Regions from separate parts of the Mus musculus genome. Here regions 2 and 3 are each linked to region 1. The links are chromatin loops, found by intact Hi-C in ENCODE. Cell type or tissue: left cerebral cortex. All regions are shown on one strand.

Region 1 (8,000 bases):
TTTCGTGCTCAGCGATGCTACAAATCTCTAGACCCTTTCATTTTCCCATAAACTAAAAGCTGGCAACAGCCCCAATCTGCTTATTTTGTTTCCCTGGTTCTGACCACTCTAGAGACCTCATTTCAGTAAAGCTACACACCGTGTGGTTCTCCTGGAACTGACTTCTTTTTCCCAACCCCCACAGTGTCCACATAGCATGTCAGAGTCTGGACTTCCTTCCTTTTCAGGGTTGAATAGAATGTGGATAGACAAGTAAGTCGCTTACCTCGTCATCTGCTGATGGCCAAGTGAGTTCTACCCATGTCTTGATTATGTCATGCACAGGGGCAGATACAACATGCTACCCAGTGAGTGAAGAGATGATGGGGGGTGGGGGTGGGGGGAGGGTAAGGGTCACCCCCTGGCACCTGCTCAGTGTTAGGACAGAGTGAAGCTCAGAATGACCGGAAATGGAGCCCTCCAGAGCCTGCATACGTGCTTAGAAGTTTGCTGGTGCTAGGCTGGGGTGACATTGACTGTGACTTTAGTGGTCCTCACTCCCGCCCCACCTCTCAAATGTCTCTCCACTCTCAGTTCTCCCATAAACATTCCCATATAGAAGTACTCACTCTGGGATCTGGAGACTAAGGCTCAGTCAGACCCTGGGCTGGGATGCTGACGATACCAGTTCCCATACCTGGCACCCTGTCCACCCTGTAGGCTGTAGTCCAACATTTGGGCCTCCCACACACAGCCCCATTTTCCTGTGGAGCTGTTCCTGTCACTGGCTGCCATTCTGTTGGCACCTAGAGGGCTTGCCTGCCACCCAAACAGCAGATGGCCAGGAAAAGAGAGCTGGTGCACACATCACCCAGAGGAAAAACGCATGCAATGGGCAGACCGTGTGGTCAGAGAGGCGTGCGGCTGACACATGGCTTCTTGTTAGGTGATGCCCTGTGCCAGCTGGGACGATCATTGTGTGGGCAGCGTGGCCTTTGAAGGTTGGTAGCTCATGACCCCTCGGGCCCCGGGCTACAGCGGGGGCTGTGTAGGATTTTTAATTTTCCTTGTCTCTTTGTTTCCCAGCCTCACAGGAGTCCTAAAGATGCCGTCTAGATCCAGCCCTTTCTAGTTCTGGTCATAGCTGTGTGACTTGGTCAGATGCTCAGTTGGCATCTTATATGTGCCAGGCCCCAGGGCAGGCACTGCATACATTTTGCCATTCAGGGCCCAGTGTGACTGTGAGTACCACAAAAAGTGAAGCACCAGTTCTTAATAAGACATTTCTTCCTGAGCATTAAAAACCACGCTGAGGTTCAGGAAAGGCTGGGGGTGGGAATAGCACACCCTTAGGAACTCACTTTCCTCTCTTCCTCCTTGGCTAGTCTCAGGAGATAACCCCACTTCCTGCCCCCACAGAGATGCTTGTGTTCCAGACATCTAGCTTTCAGCTCAGCCAGCAACAAGGAATGAGAAAAAGAAAGGCACTCCCCCACACACACATACTCTTGGAGCTTTCTGGAACTTTCTAGATGCCCTTACTTACATCCAATGGCCAGACTGGCCTTGGGCAGCTCTACCTAGCTACAAGAGAATTTGGGAGATGGCAGTTTCTATTGCAGTTGTTTTCAACCAAAAGTTGAGGTTTTTTTGGGTCTCAGGAAGGATGAAATGGCCATTGAGCCACCTCTATGACACAGACCTGTATTTTATTTAGCCAGTTCTAGTAACGTCTGAACCTTACACAGTATAGCCCAATTATACAGCCTGAAATTCAGTGGTCTATTGTGAAACTGTCTTCTTGTTCCTGAGGTCCCCAGTGTGACCAGAGGCTATGGAGGCCAGTGGTTCACTAAGTGGGCCCAGAAATACCATCACTGGGAGCAAGTTCAAAATGTCTTCTGCCTTAGAACTTCAGATCTGGAGAGCTCCTTTTGTGCTCAGCAGTGGTCTGCAGGGGTTCCGCACCAACTGACACTTGAGTGCCCTGGTTTGTGCAAGGTCAAGCGAATCCATCCTTCTGCAGGTCTCTGACCCCATCACACTGTAGACACCCATTGCTTGTGCCATCTGCCTCAAGTGTCCCATTAAACAGCGCTCAGCCCAACAGACCTCCCCTCTCCTTTTTTTCCTCCTCCACTCCTCTTCCTTCCACTCCCTTATCTCTTTTTCCCTTCTTTTTTCTTTTTGCAGTATTGGGGACCCAGGGCCTCCTGAATACTAAACAAGCATTCTCTGCTGAAACACACCCCAAGGCCCTCACTGGGTGATTCTTGGCAGGTGCTCCTCACTGGGTGCGGTGCTAGGCAGATGCCCTAATGCCAAGGCAACCCAACCCCTCACTACCAGGGGTGGGGGCTTTTAATCAGGTGCTCTACCACTGAGCCATGCCCCCACCTCTTCCTTTTTCTCTAATAGACAAGTTGCAGTAGAATTCTCGTGGCACACGGTCCGCCCACGCAGAGCGTCCATCTTGATGGTTTTCGGTGTTCTCACTGAGCCTTGCCTGTCACCAGTTGCAGGATGTGTTCGGCATCCTCCGTTTCAACTTCATTTTTGGAATAGCCATATCAAGTGACTGTTTGGATTCTAAAATGACTCCACCTGCTCAGCCCCCAACTCTCCCAGGCAAGCACGCTTATTTTTGAATTCAGGTCTGTTTCTTCCCGGAGTGTCTCTGTGCAAATGTGTGAGTCAAACACACAGAGAAATGTTCTTTCCATGTGCACGGATGAACGGAAGGCCTTGCTCACACTCCTGAATTTTTGCATCCTTCCTGAGGGCTTCTACCTGTTTTTCAGGGCCACCTGACCTGACCCTGCAGGTCCTACTCACTGGGGTAGGACCAGGAGGCCCACAGTCTCCTCTTCTAGTTTTCTCAGCCTTTAGTTCCCAGCTATCTGTTGTAGAAATGTGGCGCCACATGTCAATGGCCTCAGGCACTGACCTAGACTCCTTCTGACACTCCTCAGCCAAGAATTCTCATTCGGATGGTGTCTGTTTTCTAATCACAAAAAATGTTCACTGAGTGAATAAATGAATGACTCCTTCACCATCCACTACTTCTGGGACCTTAGGCATTTAACTTTTTTGAGCCTTTAGCTTCTTCCTCTGTAGAATGGGGACATAAATCCTTATTTATCTACTAAGGGTGATATGAGGTTGATATTTGAAACTGGGGGGTGGCCTGGGGGTGTCTTAGAGAGTTCACACTGCTTCTTTTCTTTCCCATCTAGGAGCACAGAGGCCACTTTGTCAAGTCCTAATCTGAATGGCCCTGAGCTGGGCAGCCCTGTTATGGATGGACAGGCTCGGGCAGGTGGCCAGGCCCCACCTCCAAGGATGGGAAGGCAGGGTCTGCAATACCCGAGGCTACCGGAAGAGGTCGCAGCGCATCGGGCTCTGAGGACTCAAGGGCAGTCTTGGCCTAAGGTTGGAAAGGAGAGAGGGCAGAGGAGTCCACTGCTGGGGCGGCAGAAATCAGGCAAAGGTTTACCATGCACAAGCAATCAAAGCGGAGGGGGGCACAAACTGGACTCCATCAAAATATAGAACGTTTGAAAAAGAAACCCACAGAAGAGAGACGGTATTTGCAAATCTAGTATCTGATAAGGGATTCATAGCAGGGTTTTTACAAGGAACTCAGAGAACTCAACACCTGGGCGCCACAAACGGCAGGTGTCTGGGGCAGGGGCGGGGCAGCAGAGTTGAGTGACCGCGTGAGTGGTTACAAAGTTTCTTCTCTGTTTGGCTGAAAACAGTACAACAGAAACTGTAGCCAAGTGGGCTTGTGAGACCTGGGAAATTGTCGCGAAAGTAAAGCAACATTGTAACAGTGAAGCTAACCTGTTAGTGAGACAGCTGAAGACAAATTTCTCCCAGAACAGAGAGGCACCAGAGAATGTCTAGAGGATAATTTATAATAACATTTATTTGGGTTTTTTTTGGGGGGGTAGGCGGGGGGAGCATTGTATGCCACTTGGTGCACAAATAGAAGTCTAAAGACAGTTTGCAGGAGCCAATTAATTCCTTCCATTACGTGGTTCCTGGGGATTAAACTAGGGCCTTTAGGTTTGGCAACAATCACCTATACGGGCTGAGCTACCTGGTCAGCCCTACAAGGAAGATTTCCTGTTTAGAGCAGGGACATTGTTTGACAGTATTCAGGCAGACATCACTGTTGAAATGGCATCCTAGGAAACTGCTCATTCTGCTGACTTTCTGAAATCTTTCATCTTGTAAATAAGTTTCCATGCCTCCCTCTTACAATAAACTGATGGTACGAAAACTAATGAAGCACGTGCCCATGTACACACACACACACACACACACACACACACACACACACACGCCTCCAGAAGCAAATCCACTTGAGGATAGAGGATCTGAATAAAAACCAGCTCCAATGAAGATATGTAAATTGACCCGGCTTGGGGGTGCAGGGTGGAAAGAAGCTGAGTATCACTAGTCACAGAACAAACAACTCAAAACCACAATGCTACCACTTCACAGATGGCAAAACGGGCAGAATAAATACATAAATAAAAAGGACATGCCATTGAGAGTGCAGAGAAATGGAGCCCTTGGCATTGCTGTGATAGCGTGAAATGGTAGAGCCTCATAGTATTTAATACTGCCTGGAAGATCCTCAAAAGGTTAAATGTAGAAATGTCTACTTAAGCTGGACAATGTGGGTGGTGGTGGCGGCACAGGTCTTTAATCCTTTAATCGGGAGGCAGAGGCAGGCAGATCTCTGTGGATCTGAGGCCAGCCTGGGATACAGAGTGAGTTCTAGGACAACCAAGGCTACATATATATTTTAGCTTAGAAAACCCAAAAACCAAATCAAACCAAACAAACAAACAAAAACAAAAAACAAGCTATGAAAATACTTATTGTTGCCAGGCAGTGGTGGTGCACACCTTTAATCCTAGCACTTAGGAGGCAGATGCAGGTGAATCTCTGAGTTCAAGGCCAGCATGGTCTAGTCTACAGAGTCCCAGGACTACATAGGAAACCCTGTCATGACCCACCCCACCCCACCCCCACCTCACCCCTGCCAAATTGCAGCTATATTTATAAAGCAGCAAAAAGAACAAAGAATAGAAACAACTTAGAGTCTTCATCATGTGGTGGATGGATGCACAAAATGTGGTCTATTCAGCCACAAAAAGCACTGGTGTTCTGATGTTTTAGTCGTGAGTATTGTTGGGTGTTGAAGTCATGTGAGCTGGAAGAAACTGAATGGAAAAAAAAAGAAAAAGAGAAATGAAAAAGAAAAGACATGATTGACCCTGGGTTTGGTGGAAGAGACTTTATTGTAGATCAAAGGTAGAACATAGCCAGAGGCAGGGACATCTGGAGCGTCCAGAGAGTAAAGATGACCCTACCCAGGCCGTGTGAGGAGATGGGGGAGGGGAGAGAGGAGAGGAGCTGAGGAAGGGTAGACAAAAGGAGGCCAGGTAACCAAACCCAAAAGGATTATATAGGGAAGGACAGTTGGAGGAAGGGGCAGCCCAGCCCCTGGGCTGGAGGAATTTAGGGTAGGGGGCAGGGTATGCCAGCCACACAGGTAGGGACTGAGAGATGCTGGGAGAACCTAGTGATCAGTGCCCATTTTTATATGCCAATGGGCACCTCAATTAGCCATTTGTCCTGGGTTTAAGACCTAACAGAAACCAGAAACATAAAACTAGGTTGTGTGGTCAACTTACATGAACTGTTCAGTACTGGGAGTCTGGGAGTTCCATTCAGGAAGGAAGTAGGGGGGTTGCTGTCAGAGTCCAGAAGAAGGGCAGGGATAGCTCACCATTACACGGGCTCTGGTCTTAAATCGTGGTGATGGTTGCTCAACCTTGTGAATGTCATAGAACCCAGTGAATTACTTTCTTCGGAAAAAAAAAAACAAAACAGTCTGCCAGGTGTGGTGGCGCTTGTCTGTAATCCTAGGGATTGGGAGGCCGAGCAAGAGGGTTTTGATTTAGAGGGCAGCCTGGCCTACATAGCAAGCCCTTATTGTCAGGTACACGTTGTGATGTCTGAATTACGTCACACTCATAAAAAGACTCGTTTAATGTAAGAGCGTGTTGGCTCACTTCCTGGCCGCACTGGATTTTTGGCAAACCTCAGTATGATGGTCAGCATTTCTACCCAGTTTCCAGAGATTTACCTCTTCCCTTCCAAAGCCTGTTTTCTTTTGCAGTGTGCCTCGAGACTGCAGCCAGAGGCTGACAGGGCAGCTGGGACAGCTTAGTTCCCTGTCTTAGGGCTGTGGTGTGGGACAGTCACATGGGAAGACCATCTGAGCAGCTGTGTGTTAGGGTCTGTGGAGGGGCTTCACACACCTGCTCGAGGCTAGACCCCACCATGCTCACACAACACAGGCAAATTCTTTATGTGTGTGTGTGGGGGGGTAGGTATTCGTGCCATGGCATACTTTGAAGACAACCGTAGGTGGTGGTCCTCCCCTTCTGCATTGTCTGCAGCAGGATCTCTTGGCTGTTTGCTGCCTGTGAATATACACCAGGCTAGCTGGCCCTAGCACTTCAGGGAGTCTCCTGCTTTTGCCTAACATTCCTATGCATGGGTGCTGCTTGTATTACAGATACATACTTCTGCATCCTACTTTTACACGCGCCTGGAGATTCAGGCCTCACACTCTCATGAGAAGTTTGTCTTACTCAGGGTTTCTATTCCTGCACCAAACATTATGACCAAGAAGCAAGTTGGGGAGGAAAGGGTTTATTCAGCTTACACTTTTTCCACATTGTTGTTCATTACCAAAGGAAGTCAGGACTGGAACTCAAGCAGGTCAGGAAGCAGGAGCTGATGCAGAGGCCATGGAGGGGTGCTGCTTACTGGTTTGCTTCCCCTGGCTTGCTCAGCTTGCTTTCTTATAGAACCCAGGACTACCAGCCCAGGGATGGCACCACCTACAGGAGGCCCTCCTCCCCTTGATCACTAATTGAGAAAATGCCTTACAGCTGGGTCTCATGGAGGCATTTCCTCAAGGGAGACTCCTTTCTCTGTGATAACTCTAGCTTGTGTCAAGTTGACACAAACCCAGCCAGTACGAAGTTCTTTAACCCACTGAGCCCTCTCCTCAGCCCAACATGGCCGAGGAGTTCTTAGAAGTTCTTAGGACTTCCAAGTTGCAGAGTGTGCCTTGGAGTATGAACGGATTCCACTGAGGAACAGCCTGGGGTGTGGGCTCGGTGGCAGAGTGCTCCATGCATGAGCACTGCTGGAAAGAACAAAAAACCCCAAAAGAAAAGAAGCCTGTGTTGCAGCCTGCCCTCGGCGGGCCCACCCAAGGTACCAGCTTTCAGCAGCTTTGCCTCTCCGCTGGCATGACCCTCTCCAGGGCACAGGGAGGCCTGTGGAGACTAGTCCTAGACACCATGGCCATGAAAAGAGCATGTCATTATGGTGTGCCCGGGCTGGAGGGCGGGCACTCCCCATCCCACAGATGGTGGTTGGAGATGGGAGAAGATGCTGGCATCTGAGCTTGGGCCCCCACTTATATCATTCATGCATGCTACTCTGGCCCCTCTCCTCCCCCAGACTGCTGGTTCCTTTACTTTCTCGGTCCTGCCTTGCAGATGGGGAGGGTGTCTCCCTGTTGTGGTAGGTGAGACCTCTCCGTTGATAGGAGGTATGAGTGCAGGGTTGGGTGTTGTCTCCCATTTTGCTCTAGAAAGGATGGAGACACAGCTTTAAGATGGCCTTGGCTGCATGATCAGGACATTTCTTATGGTCAGGAGGCCCCTGTGCCTCCTTCAGGGCAGTGTCCTCAGACACAGCTTGAGCCCTTCTATGGGACCAGTGTGTGCCAAGCCTGGGCTTAGTGACTAGCTTGCAGAAGACACACCCAGGTATGCCGCTGAGGAGGAGAGCCTGGTAGAGCAATACACTGGGGCCCTGTGGAAGGAGAGGGATCCTTCTTTTCTTTTGTGGGTCAGGTGATCTTTAATTGAAGTATTTTCTCTTGCTGCTTAAAAGTATAGAACACAGCCGGGCAT
Region 2 (8,000 bases), 370 kb after region 1:
GGTCGGTCCATCGGTGCCAAGACAAGACAGGCCTGTGCGTGAGGGGACCAGAGTGGCCTCCATTGAGACGGGGCTGGCAGCTGCTGCAGCCAAGCTGTCCCAGCAGGTGAGGAGAAGGAAGGGTTCGTGCAAGAGGAAGTCTCCACTATGTGAGCTTAGGCTGACCTCTAGACACCTCAGCCATCTCTGTGTCTCCTGCTAGGCAGGAGAGTGGCTCCAAGTTCCTAAGCAGGTGTAGGGGAGCCCATGACCCTTACCCCAGATAGGCACCTCTCCCTCACATGGTACCCAGGATGCCCTCGTTAAATGCCTCTGGGGACTGCTCCCATTCCCAAAAGTTCAGGCACTTTTAAGTGATTCCCATAGGCAGAAAGAAGCTCTGACTTGTCTTCACCTCATCAGCTCCTCCCCTCCCCTCCCCTCCCCTCCCCTCCCCTCCCCTCCCCTCCCCTCTCCTCCCCTCCCCTCCCCTCCCCTCCCCTCCCTGCTTCCTACCTGGTAGAGGTCTGAGCCCCCTTAAAGCCTGCATCTGGGTTGGGACAGAGCTGTCTGTGCCAGACTCTGATGTACCTGGGGCAGCTGATGGGCCGCACCCCTCCATACTTTGTTCTTAGGAGGAGCAGAAAAACAGGAAGAAGAAGAACACCAAAAGGAAGCCGGCTCCTAACACTGCCTCCCCCTCCATCTCCACCTCTGCCTCCGCCTCCACGGGTACCACCTCGGCCTCCACCACCCCAGCATCCACCACCCCGGCCTCCACCACCCCAGCATCCACCACCCCGGCCTCCACCAGCACAGCCAGCAGCCAGGCCTCACAGGAGGGCAGCTCACCTGAGCCCCCACCTGAATCACACAGCAGTAGCCTGGCTGACCACGAATATACAGCAGCCGGCACATTCTCGGGGTCCCAGGCTGGCCGTGCCTCCCAGCCCATGGCCCCTGGAGTCTTTCTCACACAGAGGCGGCCTTCTGCATCATCCCCCAACAACACTGCTGCCAAAGGTACCGCTTTTGCCCCGTTTGCCCCTGCCCTTAGAGAGCACACTGCAAAGAGGATTCTGGTCTCAGGTCATCAGGGGCTGGACGTCTGAGACAGTTATGTCCGTGCATCTGCATGGCCCCTGCCCTTCCTATGAGTGCTTGCTGCTGGTCTGCTTAGTCATGTGAAAGACATAGGCTGAATAGGGCTCACTGATTACAGGACCGATTCTCAGCTCAGGGCTCTGGCTCAGGCATTTGCCACAAGTGAAGCAGGGTGTGATCTGAGCCAGGCTGGTGGATTAAGCCCTTCTGTGGGTTAGAATGTCACACAGTCAGGCCCTGGGGAACCCCTGTGGCCTCCCTTATCCCGCCGACCTATACTCCAGCCTGGTCAAGTTTCAGCGGCGTGGCTACCCACAGGTGGTACTTGAGATGGCCTTGTTGCTGGGGTGGGGCTTCACTTCTTAGCCATGCCATCCTGAACCAAGTCCACCATGGTCCCTACACCTCTGAGCACGTTGGGTCCATGGGGGATTTCTAAACCCGGGCTCAGCCTAGCTGGCTGATTTTACAGAGGTGGGCGGGGCTTAGGAGTCATGTGGGATCCTCTCCTCCTGTCGCTGTCACTCTTGGTCTTTTTAAAAAAGAATTTCTCCCCACCTCTGTAGGAAAACGTACAAAAAAGGGCATGGCCACCGCCAAGCAAAGGCTTGGAAAGATCTTGAAGATCCATCGGAACGGGAAACTGCTCCTCTAAGGCTTGGGAAGCCAGGATCCTTCTGCTCTGCTCAGGACCCCCGGAGCCCCGCTACATCCACCCCTCCCAGGACGGTGGCTGTGCTGCCTGGCCCAGGGAGGGCCTCGCCTCCTCCCAGCCACCTCTCCCCAATGCGAGCATCTGTCCCTTGAGCAGGTGGAGCGAGCGAGCGAGCGGAGCATGGCCGTCCCTTGTTGTGAACACGGACATCCTTTCTCGAGTTGCTCAGAGTGACCTGAAAGTGGCCCCGCCGACTTAAGGATCATTCTGGTTTCAGAACAGCCTCCAGGCTCCCCACTGGAGCGGCTCTGCTTAGGAGCATGAGGCCTTCAAGGAAGGTGCAGTGAGCCACGCTCACCAGCCCGAGTCCGAGCTGGCCCCAGGCTGGCAGCCTCCAAAGGCGTAAAACAAGGCAAAGGACACAGAAAGGAGCTGTGGGGTATTGAATGTCCCCACCCACCTCTTCCTGAGCGAGGCTTACATCACTTGACCAGTGAGGAAGAGGTTACCCCAGCTCCCTGGCTGGCAGGTAGCAGGCTAGGTAATGGGTGTCACACACATCCCAAATGCCTAGGGACATTTGGGCTTGTCAGGACCCACAGTTAGGTTGGTGTGTTAGTGGGTTGGAGGAGCCACTGTGGGGGTCACAGGGGAAGGGTGACAGCTCAGCCACGTCTTCGGGTCCGGGGGACCCAGGCTAAGCCACGTGGAGGGGCCCCACTCTGAAACAGCACTTCTAGGCCAAGGCACCCTGCCCTGAGTGGGCAGACAGGTGAGCAGGGCCACAGGGCTGGAGCCAGCACGGCAGCGCTTGTCTGAGCCCCTGGGTGGCGTCATGAGTGTGGGCCATCTCAGGTGGTGGTGTCCACCCATCGACACGGAGGGGCTGGGTTTGTTTCTCAGGCAATCCTGTATTTTCATTTTAGATGTATTTCCGGAAGCATATTTTTCATAGAATGTAGCGTGTAAATAGCTTTTTAAATGACTTCTTTTTTACAAGAGCAAAAGTATCTCTAGGAATTTCTTTCTATAGAGTCCTTCATTAACCTTTATACGAGTTTTTGCTCCCCCACCCCCTTCTCTGATGGATGGTCGGGTTCTGGCCCCCCACCCCCTTTTCTTTCCTTTCCTTTTGTTACTCCTTCTTATTTTCCTCTTAGGAACTAAGGTATTGCCTGAAAAACAACGGCGCCTGCGCGGCCTTACACTCCGCCTCTCAGAGCGGACAGTACAGAGGCCCCTCCCACTCGCCCCGAAAGCCGCGTCTCCAGTCTCACACCAGCTCTTCGGTCCTCTTCCTTGTATGGCGAGGGTCAGGGATGCAGTTACTTTGCTAGCACCTTGTGAAGTATTTGTGTTTCGTGATGCTGTAATTTATTAATGTTTGTAGCTTTTTATATTTGTACATTTCTTATGAGGTTTGTTTCTACACCCGTTACCCGGATGTGTTGTCCACGAGGAGATGCAGCTTGGCGGAGGCCTTATCCACTCCCACTTGACCTGTTTGGAGGGACGCCATCCCCAGGGCCCGGGGCTGGGAGAGGGGCATCGTGCAGGCCCCAGGCTTACTCAGAACTGGTGTTTTTAAAAGTTTTCCTTGACCCTGTCCTTGTGAACATTTCTATAATCTTAACCCGGGCATCAAGCTGTTCTCTCTCTCTCTCTCTCTCTCTTTCTCTTTTTAATTTTATTATTATTTTGGCGACATGTACATTTCTAACAAAGTTTATCGTGGCTATTAAAGTGTTCTATTTCCCAGTTCATATTACTCTTGTATCGAGTCCATGAGGTCTAAGGCAACTTAGACCAAAGTTTTAAAAAAGTAAAAATATTTCAGGTTTTGTACAGAGCCATGTGTCTGTCGTGCTTGCCGCCCCTTCCATCCTCCTGTCACCCGTGGGGCACGTGACAGTGGGGCCAGCTGACTCCAGCAGGCTCTGGCCAGGTGCATCCTTGGGTAGGGGGCATTTCTTAGCCCCCATTGATGTCTGTAGCAAGCCGACAGAAGCCGCCCTGCCTGAGACAACTCACTAGAGTGACAGGCGTCCACTATGGAGATGGTGGGACAATGCCGTAGGCAAGGCTGAAGATGTATCAGCCCTGTCTGGGGAAGAAGCTGATGACACCCTATGGACAACTACAAGAAGTGTCCCTGCCCACTGGCCACAACCTGCTGAGCAGGTCCCTCTGCTCTCCCAGCCCCATAAGCACCCTGGTGTCACTCGCCCTGGAGGTGGGCGTGACCTTCCTGTTTCTAGATAAAGAGCTGGAGATGTGTGTGGCTGAGGTCATGCAGATACAAGGAGCCAGCAACGAGCCCTCTCTGCCAACCCCCTAAGCAAGCCTTGAAGCAAACCCCTAGGGATGGATATGAACTGGTTGGTGTGATTCCATGTGCCTATTGACATGTAACATCACATGGCCTTGGGTTGAGCCCCGTTAAGCCTTATGTTTTCTGGGGCCTGCTGGATACTCAGAAGAGACACTCCAACACATGCTGTGTGGCTGAGTCCCTTGTGAGGGTAGGGGGACCAGCTACACCTCTTCCATGAGGGCGGGTCCCAGTGTTGCCACTAGGTGGCGCCTTGGGCCCATGCTGAGCCGCAGGCTTCAGGCACCTGGGTGTGTATACCCCCTTCATGCCCTCAACCCTAATGAGCCACAAGATGATCTGATGTCCGTCCCCCCCCCACACACACACACACACACGAGATCGCTCTGGCTGTCCCCACCCCAGCCCTGAAGCATAAGCATCAACACCTAGCCCTGGTTACCTCCATGCCATGGCATCCCAGGTCTGACATCTGGGGTCTCTCACTACCAGCTGGTTGGCAGGTTTGGAGCCCAGGTTTCCTACCGCAGAGATGGTCATTCCATCCCTTTTTCAAGGTGGTTGTGAGAGCTGTCAAGGAGCTGAGGATCCTGGGCCTGGGGAGAGCTTCCCAAGGACACTCAATATTTCTCAAGGGCTAGCTCTGATCCGTGGTACCTTCCGGTTAACTTGTGCCACGTGGAGAGGTTTTGCTGTGTGCCAGGCAGCCTGCATGTATGTGGACAAAGAGCTCAGAGCAGCACTGACTGGCCATAGTTGCTTCTTTCTGCACCCGCACTAGCTTTTGTGAGCCTTCAGGAAGAGCCCCACCCGGTGCAGCCCAGTCGGAGTTGATGCTTTCCCAGTCAGCCAGACCTCCCTAAGGCTGCTCAGACAGACTTGTAGGTCAAAACAAAAAGAAGGGCCACTGTTACCTTTGAGCAGGCCCCTGGGAGCCGGCATGGCGGGTTTCAGAGTCGGCCCAAGTCAGCAGAGGGATCGTTGGTGAACCAAAGGGAAGGGGGCTCTTCCACCCTGTTCCTGGCACGTTCCCATCTTCTCTATGCATGACAGGGAACTCAGTAGGATGGTGACTCGGTCTCTTTGTGTGTCCCCCTGGTCCCAAAGCCAGTGAGAACCTACAGTTGGCAGAAAAGGATCTAATTGGGAGTCCATGGGGGGGCAGTGCTCAGAATGGACACCAGGAGGTAGGAACAGGCCAGTGACCAGAGGTTACCTCTCCCGTAGGGCAGGAAGGAGACAAAATTATAATATAGCACGTGCTGGGGAGGAGACGAGAAAAATCACATTGATTCAGTCAGTAACTGCCTTTAAGCATATGTGACAATATCCTCTCTTACACATATGACGTTACTTACACACATGATGCATCACCTTCTAGAAAAGGTCTTACAAGAGTGTAACGCTGATGGGGAAACCGAGGCACAGTCCCAGCTACTAGTGAAACCTAATCCCTGCCATGACTTGGAACCTGATCTTTTGAGAGATACTCTCCTGCAGATGGCAGCCAGGATGGCAGCTCTCACGTTTTTCCTGAGGCCTGGGCCCCTGTAAGGGTCTCAGCCGTCACCACTCCCTCCCCTCTGGGTCCCTTTCTGTCCCCAGACTAACCTGGGTCTGCATCTACCCTAGACTGCTCTGCCCTAAACAAGGGTTCCACCTTGCAGATGGTGACAACTCAGGCAGGGCAGGACTGGGCTGCCTGGTCACTAAAGGCTGGGCTCTCCTCTACATTGAGTCAGGAAACCGGACGCTGTTGCAGTAGAAGAGTTGAGAGGTCCACTGTTGAGTGCTGCTATAGCTCTCTGGGAAGGTGCTGCAGGAGCTTGAAGTCATAGGGCATCAGGACTGAAGTCCACAGCTTTCCTAAGTGGCCCTGTAGCCAGTGTGGTCACATTTACCAGCTGTGTTCCAGGCAGGGCCTCTACATTTCCTTGTGATTTATTTTACTTCAGCTGGGTACATGTTAGCCTGTCTGGGCAAGAAGGCTTTCAGAGCAGCTAACTTGAGTACACAGAGCACTAAGACCCTGAAGGGAGACTCCTGGGCAGAGGGGACAGACTGTGCAAAGGCCTTGGGGCAGGATCAAGTTTGTTGAGAACCTAGGAGGCAGGGATGATGGGAAGAGATTGGGGGCTGCCCTCATCTTCTCTCCTAGCTGTGTAGGCTCAGCTCTGTCATCTGCAGAATGGAGAGACCGGCCCTGACTTACCCTAGAGGTACTTTAGGCTAACTCCTCCGGGCCAGGCCCCTGTAGGAAGTCATCTTTTCTCCTACACACCTGCCAGTGAACCTGGTTTCTTGTATAACCTTAGGCAGGGCCATTATTTTTCTGCTCTGGCCTTCCCTTGCATCACTTTCTTGATGACAGGGCATCTCCACTTGGAGGAGGAAGAAAGCAGTGTTCTCTCCCCTGCATTCAGGCCTGCCCAAGAGATCTGCTTGCTGTTCCAGGCAACCTTGGAGCCCTGTGGCTGGAGCCTCCTGACTAAGGCTTCATTAAACACAAAGGGTCCCCGTGGCCGTTTTATAATCTAGACTTTGTTACCTTTTGCAACTTTGTTACCTTTTTTAAGCCAAGACTAGCGTGGCCACAGGTTCTATGGAGAGGTAGGAGGTGCTGTGCAATGCTGCCCACTGTAGAAGAGGGAAGGCAGCCTCAGGAGAGCCGACCAGGCTGTCTGCAGCCTGACAGATGGTGTTCTTGCTCTTGAGCCGCCTACTGTTCAGTCCAAGTCCAGCTGGCCTCCTCCTCCTCCTCCTCCTCCTCCTCCTCCTCCTCCTCCTCCTCCTCCTCCAAACACCCCCAGGGATGCCACCTCGGCAGAAAAATGATGCAGTTCCATTAACATCTGACACGGATTTGCTGGCCCCAAACAGACGAGTGCGGTGTAAACACCGGGCGCTGGGCCCTCGCCTGGCCTCTGCATGATCCCAGTAATTAATTGTCCGCTGTTGGCCGGGCCACACAAGGCCCCATGATGCAGTCTGAGTAGTTTCCAAATCAGGGCCCTGCCTCTGTGCATGGTGTTTACCAAACAGCAGATGTCCTGGGGTGGCAGGAGGGAGCAGAAAGGGGGGTGCATCCCATTTCTGGTACCAATGTCAAGGTAGGATTCTTTGCCTTCCCCAACCCAGTGGCCATGGGCCTTAGTTTCCCCTCTGTAAAATGGGGCAGTAGTTCCATTCTCCCAACATGGCTGAGCTTGAGCAAGTGCAGTGGGGTCCTAGTGTTAGCCACCCTCACTCCAACCACTTTCTGGGGCTAACCTTGAATAGGAGAGAACACACTGGGTGTCACACTGGAGGCAGGAGGCACTTCCACTCACATTGGTTGCTTTAAAAAGCACACAGGCCTTCTAGATATGGTTCCAGGACTGTGGGTTTTTTTGTTTTTGTTTTTTTTTTTTTTTTTTTTTTTGTTTTTTGTTTTTTTTTTGGGGGGGGGGGCGCAACAGAGGCACATTTCTTTCTGTGCATTTTTCAATAACCATAGACCAATACTGTCTCTTTTATGTGTCACAGGGAACACTTTGAGATAGAGTCCCCTATAACCCAGGGTGTCCTCAAACTCCCTATGTCTCTGAGGATGACCGATCCTCCTGTATCCATCTCACGAATGCTGGGTTTACAGGCATGCACCTCCACACTGGTTTTCTGTGGTACTGGGGTTTGAACCCGGGGTGCTGCACATGATAGGCCAGCCCCCTCCCAACTGAGCCACATGCACATCCGGGAACTCTCATGCAAACAGTCGGAGTCCCCTGGCAGTGGGATGGGCTCCAGGGTGCAGCTGGTCCCGCCTGAGAGAGGTCAGTGTCTCCTTCCTCCTTTGGCAGTTGAGACCAGCACGCTTTTTCCCCCCTAGGGCCCTTCAGGATCTGCAAGCTCTGACCACTCAGGAGGAGCTCCCATGGGCTGTGACCTGGG
Region 3 (8,000 bases), 110 kb after region 1:
AGCCATTGGCAACAACATGGGGGGGGGGGTGTTATGTCGAATGAGAGAAGCCATTCACAAAAGCACACCTGCATGCAACTGTAGTTTAAGGAGATGGCTGAATAGTCAGGGTGGTGATTGACAGGACAGACAGTGGCTATGCAGGAGGTTGCACTCAGTTATGCAAGCCAGCACCATGCTGTGTATTTGAGAATTTAAAAGGGTTGACTTCCTGTTAACTGTTAACACAATCAGAAGCCAGACCTCTCCCACTCCCCAAGAGAGGAAGAAGAAGAGGGCTTGTGAGCGAGACACAGACTTCCATAGGAGGGACACCATTCCCCACCTTGGAGGTGCCTTATCAGCCAGAGGTCCTCTGTGGCCAGCCGCATCTTTGGGTGTGTACCTTGCTGGACAAGGGCACCCATGTACTGCCACCTGCAGACAGAACATTTCAGACCATAGAAGCAAGCATACTCTTTAGAAGGCATGCCAATGCCATCAATACCACCGGAGGGAGAGCTTGTCAGTCATTGACTTTTGGATGGGGTAGGGATGGAGGCCCTGTGTGGATCTGGGGACAAGAGAGGGTCTTCAGATCCTAATAGCCACTCCAGATTATGGTTTTTATTGTACATGTGTATGAGAGACAATGTGCTGGTACGATGTTTGCACATGTCTACGTAGCGGTCTACATATGTACATACGTGAGAAGGCTGAAGTTGGTATTGGGAGTCTTGGTTGCTCTCCACCTTTTTTTTTTTTTTTTTTTTTTTTTTAAGGCAGCTATCTTATTTTCTGAGAAAGGGCCTCTCATTGATCCTGAAACTTCCCAATTTCTCTAGGCTGGTTGTCCAGTGAGCTGTAAAGATCAACCTGTCTACACACACACACACACACACACACACAGCATTGGGATTTTAGGCGTGTACCACCATGCTTGCCTTCTGAGTGGACATTGGGGATCTAAACTTAGGTTTATGCTTGGAGAGCAGCGTTTTATCCATGGAGCCAACTTCCCAGCCAGCCTTGCACATTATGTTCATGTTTGTGAAAGAACACGGCTTCCATTTTGAAAGTGAGAAATGGGTTTGAGATGTGCCACAACCTGTGCCCTCCCCTTGATTCTCACCATGGTCCCTGTGACTGCCTTTAGGACCTCGAGTGCTGTAGCAGGCAGGACACTGTCGGACTGTGTCTTATATGATGCCCAGGGCGTTCACTCCCTGGATTCTTTGCTGATTCTATGTTCCAAATGCTCCAAACACCAGGCACTGGTGGATTGGAAGGTTCTGGGTTTCGCCTTGCTCTGGGGACATGGAAGAAAATATAGCTCACTGTTTCCCTCGACACCTTCACCTTGTAAATTCATGTTCAAGTTTTGTCTAGCATAGACACTGTAAGCAGATGGGTGGTCATGCAAAGGCCATGCATGACAAGTGCTGGAACCAGATGTCAAGAACAGGATGGTATAGAATACCATAGGGTACTCTGTAGGGGCAGAGGTTCATATGTGAGCATCATCCCACGAGGCTGATGGCACTGGACATGAGGGGACAGAATGGCAGACAGGAACTTGACCCCTTTGGGGGAACCAAGATAAGTTTGCTGGACTCTCAAGCAGGCAGTCATTGGTGTAGACAGGGAAGGGCTGGATGAAGAGAATCGGGGCAAATGATGTCAATCCCTTTTTCTTCTAGACCCAGCGCCCTATCCAGACCAGCTGTCCTTGACGGACAAACCTAGTTTCCCAGCTGCTCAGCAGCTCCTGAGCCAGGCAGGCTCCAGCAACCCTCCTGGTGGAGCATCAGCCCCCTTGGCCCCGTCTTCCCCTCCTGTGACTACTGTAATCCCGGCAGCACCAGCCACCAGCACCGTGCCAGAGTCAGCAGCAGGGACTGCCATGCAGGCAGGAGGTCCAGGGACTCATCAAGGACCAGCCAGTGTCCATGAGACCCTCCAGCCACTGGCCGAGACACGCTCTGCCCAGTGTACTGCCCAGCCCCTTAGTACTGGCCAAGGACCTTGCACCCCAGCTCTGGAAGCCTCTCGCTGCTCCACAGGTCTGGGGGAGCCCATCTCAACCAGGGAGGTCAGCACTCAAGGAGAGCCCCTGCCTGCTTCAGTGCCAGAACCTAGCCCTCCCACTGGGGCCACACAATCTGTACCGGGTCAGCCACCACCCCCACTGCCCATCACAGTAGGGGCTATCAGTCTGGCAGCTCCCCAGCTCCCCAGTCCCCCCCTGGGACCTACTGCTCCCCCACCACCCCCCTCAGCCTTGGAATCTGATGGGGAAGGGCCGCCCCCTAGGGTGGGCTTCGTGGACAACACCATCAAGAGTCTGGATGAGAAACTGCGGACTCTGCTCTACCAGGAGCACGTGCCCACCTCCTCAGCCTCAGCTGGGACCCCCATGGAGGCAAGCGATAGAGACTTCACCCTGGAGCCCCTGCGAGGAGACCTTCCCTCAGCCTTGAGTGACAAGACCCCAAGCCTCACCCAGCAGACCCAGCCCTCAGTGAGTAGCTTGATTCACCCCAGTACCTACTCCCCGACCATAGCTGGAGGTGGGCAGGCATCCCAGCTATGCAGGGCCTGACTGGCTGTCTTGGTGACATGCCCGCGGTGTGTGGCGCCAAGCAAATTCAGCTCAGTTGTTCATATGGAGGAGGCAGGCCAGGCCAGAGACAGTTCCAGTCATAGAGGTAACAGATCAGTGGTTTAGGAGTTAGTTACAGAGATGCTGATAAGCTGAACTCACAATTCTCCTTTTCTTGTTTTTCTTCTTTCAGTTGGAAAAGTCTGAAACGGCCCCTGCAGGATGGGCCCTGGCCCAGAGGGAACAGGGTGCATCTTCTCCAATGACAGGTAACATCTCAAGATCAAAGTGGTGCAGACCCATGTCCACTCCGCCAGTGAGCACCACTGCAGGTGCCACAGGCCTTCTGGGAACCGGAGCCTTCGTACCCTCATGCTTTCAGGGATGAAATAGCCCATCAAGCGACAGAAGGAACTGCTCTCACAATCCAAAGAAAAAGTCCTGTCAGGGGCGTGAAAGCTAAAATATGGGAGTGGTCTGCTAAGGCCCTATGAGAAACGTACCTAGGCCCCAGCTCCCTAATGATTGGGCAGCTAAGGGGAGAAAGAGAGAGACCGAGACCCCACTGCTTTCTTCTCTGTGGCCCCAGTAGCTATGCACCTTGAGGGGAACTCTTACTTTACTGAAGTTCATGGGTTTGGTGGAATGTAGGGTTGTCGGCCTATGTCCACTCTGCCAATGTGCACCACTGCTTGGGGAGGTGGAACTCCAGGGAGTCTGACTGCGCTTACCCCACAACACTCCCTGGGGAGGGGGGGGCTGCTGGGCTGTAGGGAAGCGCTGAGGTGCCGCTCTAGGGTGGGAAAGTGAAGTCTGTGACATGGGGAAGCCAGAGCTGGCTGGGGGGCAGGAGTTCCTGAGCCTTGGACACCCAGGCACCCACTGCTGGGAGTTGCAGAAGAACAGATAATGGAGTGGTGGTGGGGTGGGCTTCGGTCTGGGGAAAAGGGGGCGCCCTGGTTTGTCTCACGGGGTGATTCTCCTTGGCCTAGGCTTGATGACTGACTATTGTGTCTGGGAGCACACAGAGGCCTTCTGTGGGAGATTAGGCTGCAGCTTTGTAGGCAAAGCCTTCTTCATGGCTCCCCAGGGCAGATCTTGATGAAAAGAGACAGTCCAAGGTTCTAAACAGTTAGCTGTCATGGCGGAAAATGAATGCATAAAACTATACCCCCTTTTCTCAGGGTGGGCCTGAAATTAAATACCTTTTGCAGGAAGGAATGTCTAGGAAGGGAAGCTTATTGGCTAAGCCCTCCAGGCCTCTAGGTACCTCGTTGGCCTGGAGAACTCTGTTTTGGGCCTATGTGACCACACTTTTATGTGAGAAGCAAGGAGTCTGTGTTCGAAGTCAGGAGTCTGGCAGGGAGCTGGGAGTCACCTAAGCCTTGGGTGTGTGCTCATTGAGTCTCCTGGTCTCGACCTGCTCTACCTTACCAAACTTCCTGGGATGGTCTTATGTCCCACAGTAGGATGTGTAGCGGTCAAAGGATCACATGCATCAGTTGGCTCCCTCCTTTGATCATGAGACTCTTGAGGGTTAAACTTGGATCATCAGACTTAGTGGCAAGTACCTTAGCCCACTGAGCTATCTCACCAGCCCTTTTTATCTTCTGAGATAGCTGTGTAGCCCAGGCTAACCTTGCCCTTGCATTGATCCCTGCCTCAGCCTTCCTAGTTGCTGAGATCACATGGTTCCTGATCCATTCTCAAACATTTGAGACTTCACCCTAGGAGTCTGATCTACTTTCTAAGGTGCCAGAGTTCCTCACCAGATTTCGTGGGGATCGGCGGGAGAAGAGTTATGACCTAGCTGGACCTGAAAAGGGTGACTTCCATGTTGTCCATAACAGGTCTGAATTGCCTTCCCAGTGAGAGGCTCAGTCCAGCTCCACCTGGTGGACCCAAGGGGCAGCTGTGTTGGTTTCTGGGCTAGTGCCCCAAGAGGTTGGAGGCAGCTCTTCAGGTGACCCTAGCCCAGTGCCAGCCTTGAGCTGAGGTCTCCATCCCAGATCTTTTATAAAAAGGATAATGAAACCTCTGCGTCCTATAAGAGGTGCTATCTGCAATCACAAATCTATACTTAGAGTTGAGAAGTCGTGGTAGGCAATAGAGGGATTGTTCCAAAAGGCTGACTGATGATGATGATTCAGGTCTAAATGGGTGAATGTTTTTGTTTTTGTTTTTTAAAGACAGGGTTCCTCTGTGTGGCCCTGGCTGTCCTAGAGCTCACTTTGTAAACCAGGCTGGCCTTCAACTTCTAGATCCCCCTTGCCTCTGCCTCCCAAGTGCTGGGATTAAAGGCGTGCGCCACCACACCTGGCCCCTAACATATGAACTTTATAACGGACACAGGAATAGACAGAATGCAGTTGGTACTGAGGGCCTGTTACTGGAGGAATGCAAAGATGAGGAAGGGGATCAAGTGTTGCCTACAAGTGGGGAACATGTAACAGGGATGGGATTTGGGTCTCCACTGGAATGTGAGGTTCCTATATAGAGTATACAAGGCACACTCGTGTGAGTCCATGTGTCAGTCTGTGGTTTGTCTTGATGTGTGGCAGGCACTCCCTGTCCCCCACTAAGTAGGGTTGGAATCTGCTCTACAATATCCGCTTAGGTCCTCCTAAAGCCAGAAGCATCGGGGGGAAAAAGGTTTTGGCCACTAGAGTACAGAGTGTCCAAAAAAAGGGTAGTCTACCTGACTTGTCTTCCCTTCCCCAGGCTTGTGACTGTCTCCCAGGATGTGATGTCCCCAAGATGCCACAGATAGGGTACCACAGTGCATTCTCAGTCTTCAAAGCCCCAGAATGTCACCCCTCCCTGCCCAGTGGCCATACTCCCACTGTGTGGGCCTCTGGGCTGTGAGCCATCCCTCACTATTCTCTCTCCAACTTCAGTAATGCAGTTGTGTTCCTACAGCAGAGTCATCTTCCAGCAATACACTGGGCTGTGACAGTGACGCAGGGCAGGTGGCCTCGGACTCCTCCACAGCACCCAGTGTCCCCCAGGTAAAGGAGGCTCTTGATACACACTTATCCAGAAGGGAGCAGGGGATGCTAACCTCAGCTGGTTCTCACAGACTCTTCATTTCTATTCCTCCTTCAGGATGCCTCTGGTTCTTCCGTCCCTACACACATGGATCCCAAAGATCAGAACAGTAGTGTTCCCAGAGAAGCCTTGGCAGCACCCATGCAAAGTGGCCCAGGGTCCTTCACAGTGGGCAGCCCAGCCCAGCTGCGTGGCGCCCGGGACTCCGGGTCTCCTCATAAGCGGCCAGGGCAGCAGGACAACAGTTCTCCAGCCAAAACTGTAGGGCGCTTTTCCGTGGTCAGCACACAGGACGAGTGGACTCTGGCGTCACCTCACAGCCTGCGGTACTCTGCCCCACCCGATGTCTACCTGGATGAGATCCCCTCTAGCCCTGAGGTGAAGCTGGCAGTGCGGCGGGTACAGACAGCCTCCTCCATCGAGGTTGGCGTTGAGGAACCTGCCTCTAGTGACTCTGGGGATGAACGCCCAAGAAGGAGGTCCCAGGTGCAGAAGCAGTCCTCCCTGCCGGGTACTGGTGGTGTGGCAAGTGACTTTGTGAAGAAGGCCACTGCCTTCCTGCACAGGTCTTCAAGGGCTGGCTCGCTGGGACCTGAGACACCCAGTAGGGCAGGTGTGAAGGTCCCTACCATCAGCATCACCTCCTTCCACTCCCAGTCATCCTACATCAGCAGTGACAATGACTCAGAGTTTGAGGATGCAGACATAAAGAAGGAACTGCGCAGTCTGCGAGAAAAGTACGTTTGGGAGGGCATGGCTCACCTAGCCGGAGTGGGGCTCACCCAATCAGCATAGGGAGGGGATGGTAGCCTACATGGCTGGGGAGGGCTCATCCAGCCAGCCTGGACCTAGTCGGGACTATTGGATGGAGTTTAAATCAAGCCGTGAGGTGTCTACTGGTGGGCTCTAGTCAGGGCGATGGGACAGTGGAGAAGGCCAGTTAAGTTCTACCCTCCAAGCTGAGGACCCATCTAGGATGTCTTTGCACTGGGCCAACCATGCTCTGTCATCTGCATGACTATTGTCACACAGCTCTCAAGTACATGCTGGGATCAGGAGACCTGCACCTTCTTCAGGCTGTCTATCCTCACCTCCTTCCTTCCCTATTGATTGCCCCCTGTCTCTTCCTGTCTCAGAGTCTGTCTCTCTCAGCTGGCCTCTCACCCAGAAAGTACTCACTCTGTGTCTCTATGATCAGGGATTACTAATGCCCTGAGCTGCCCTTCAGGGTGGGAGAGTAGAATTTGACAGGCGAGCTTCTGGCGTGTGGCCCATGAGACCCCCACCAGTGGCTGAAGCGCAGGGATTTGCTTTAACTGTCTAAATGAGCTAAGCAGCTACAGGTGCCCTGAGAGAGGAGGAGACACTGAGACTGCAAAGCTTCTGCAAGATTGTGGGGGAGGGGGGATGATGAAGACTACCAGTCTTGGGGCTCTTAGCAAAGTAGTCCCAAGTGACCATAGTGGAACTTCCATTGAGGTGAGAAAATGGAGGAGGGCACCACTTGAGACCTCCAAACTGACCTGTGCTCTGAATCCTAAAGAAGGAGTCTTGTCTGCTCACCCCAACAGACCCACAGGCAGACAGCCATCCTCTGGAGATATACTGCTGTCTCTCCCTAAGTTTGCAAGGAGAAAATCACTTTCACTTGGTGTTTACTGATTGCTTTGTGTATGAATGAATGAATGTACATGTGTGTGTGCACTAGTATGTGTCAGTGTGTATGTAGGCATCCACACCTTTGTGTATGCAAATGAAGAGTTTCCAGAGGTCAAGATCAGGCATCTCATCACTTCCCCTCTTAGGTTTAAAACAGAGTATCTCACTGAAGCTGGGGTTCACAAATTTGTCTACACTTTCTGGCCAGGATGCCATAGGTGTATTCCTGTCTCTTCCTCCCCAGTGCTGGAGCTACAGGTGTGCTGTGGTTACAGGTGTGCTGGGATTACAGGTGTGTCAGGATTACAGGTGTGCCAGGGTTACAAGTGTACCAGTGTTACAGGTATGCCAGAGTTACAGATGTGCCAGTGTTCAGGTATGCTAGGATTATAGATGTGCCAGGATTACAGGTGTGTCAGGGTTACAGGTATGCCAGAATTACAGGTGTGCCAGGGTTATAGGTGTGCCAGGATTACAGGTATTCCAGAGTTACAAGTGTGCCAGAGTTACAGGGGTGCCAGGATTACAGATGTGCCAGGATTACAGGTGTGTCAGGGTTACAGGTATGCCAGAATTACAGGTGTGCCAGGGTTATAGGTGTGCCAGGATTACAGGTGTTCCAGAATAACAAGTGTGCCAGAGTTACAGGGGTGCCAGGATTACAGATGTTCCAGGATTACAGGTGTGTAGGGATTACAGGTGTGCCAGAGTT

Evidence for each region. Peaks named below come from ENCODE experiments on the same cell type or tissue, not always from the same donor. Only the 100,000 strongest peaks of a DNase experiment are listed, where the experiment ranks them.
Region 2: a loop joins it to region 1, with 3 times the contacts of the local background. A loop is called at or near these places in 6 of 42 quality-filtered maps.
Region 3: it touches region 1 in a loop (2.5-fold over the local background); 19 of 42 quality-filtered maps call a loop at or near these places.

The regions. Positions count from the first base shown.
Region 1 is chr13:49,165,334-49,173,333 of GRCm38, reverse strand. Gm40943 (a long non-coding RNA gene) reads left to right here. Exons shown (of 2, transcript XR_873377.1): 2 at 3,216-3,526. Among named protein-coding and RNA genes, the nearest start is that of Gm40942, 5.7 kb to the right of the region's middle. In left cerebral cortex, a CTCF peak has its summit at 3,349; DNase peaks (open chromatin) are centred at 772, 1,423, 2,558 and 3,342; H3K27ac peaks cover 2,064 bases.
Region 2 is chr13:48,797,337-48,805,336 of GRCm38, reverse strand. It overlaps Phf2 (PHD finger protein 2), which reads left to right. Exons shown (of 22, transcript NM_011078.3): 20 at 1-106; 21 at 615-1,002; 22 at 1,650-3,587. The coding sequence ends at 1,738. Among named protein-coding and RNA genes, the nearest start is that of Phf2, 70 kb to the left of the region's middle. In left cerebral cortex, a CTCF peak has its summit at 4,307 (motif pointing right); DNase peaks (open chromatin) are centred at 4,310, 6,704 and 6,975.
Region 3 is chr13:49,055,201-49,063,200 of GRCm38, reverse strand. Wnk2 (WNK lysine deficient protein kinase 2) reads left to right here. Exons shown (of 30, transcript NM_001290313.1): 20 at 1,680-2,500; 21 at 2,775-2,850; 22 at 5,501-5,589; 23 at 5,687-6,366. Among named protein-coding and RNA genes, the nearest start is that of Wnk2, 89 kb to the left of the region's middle. In left cerebral cortex, a CTCF peak has its summit at 4,506 (motif pointing left); a DNase peak (open chromatin) is centred at 4,494.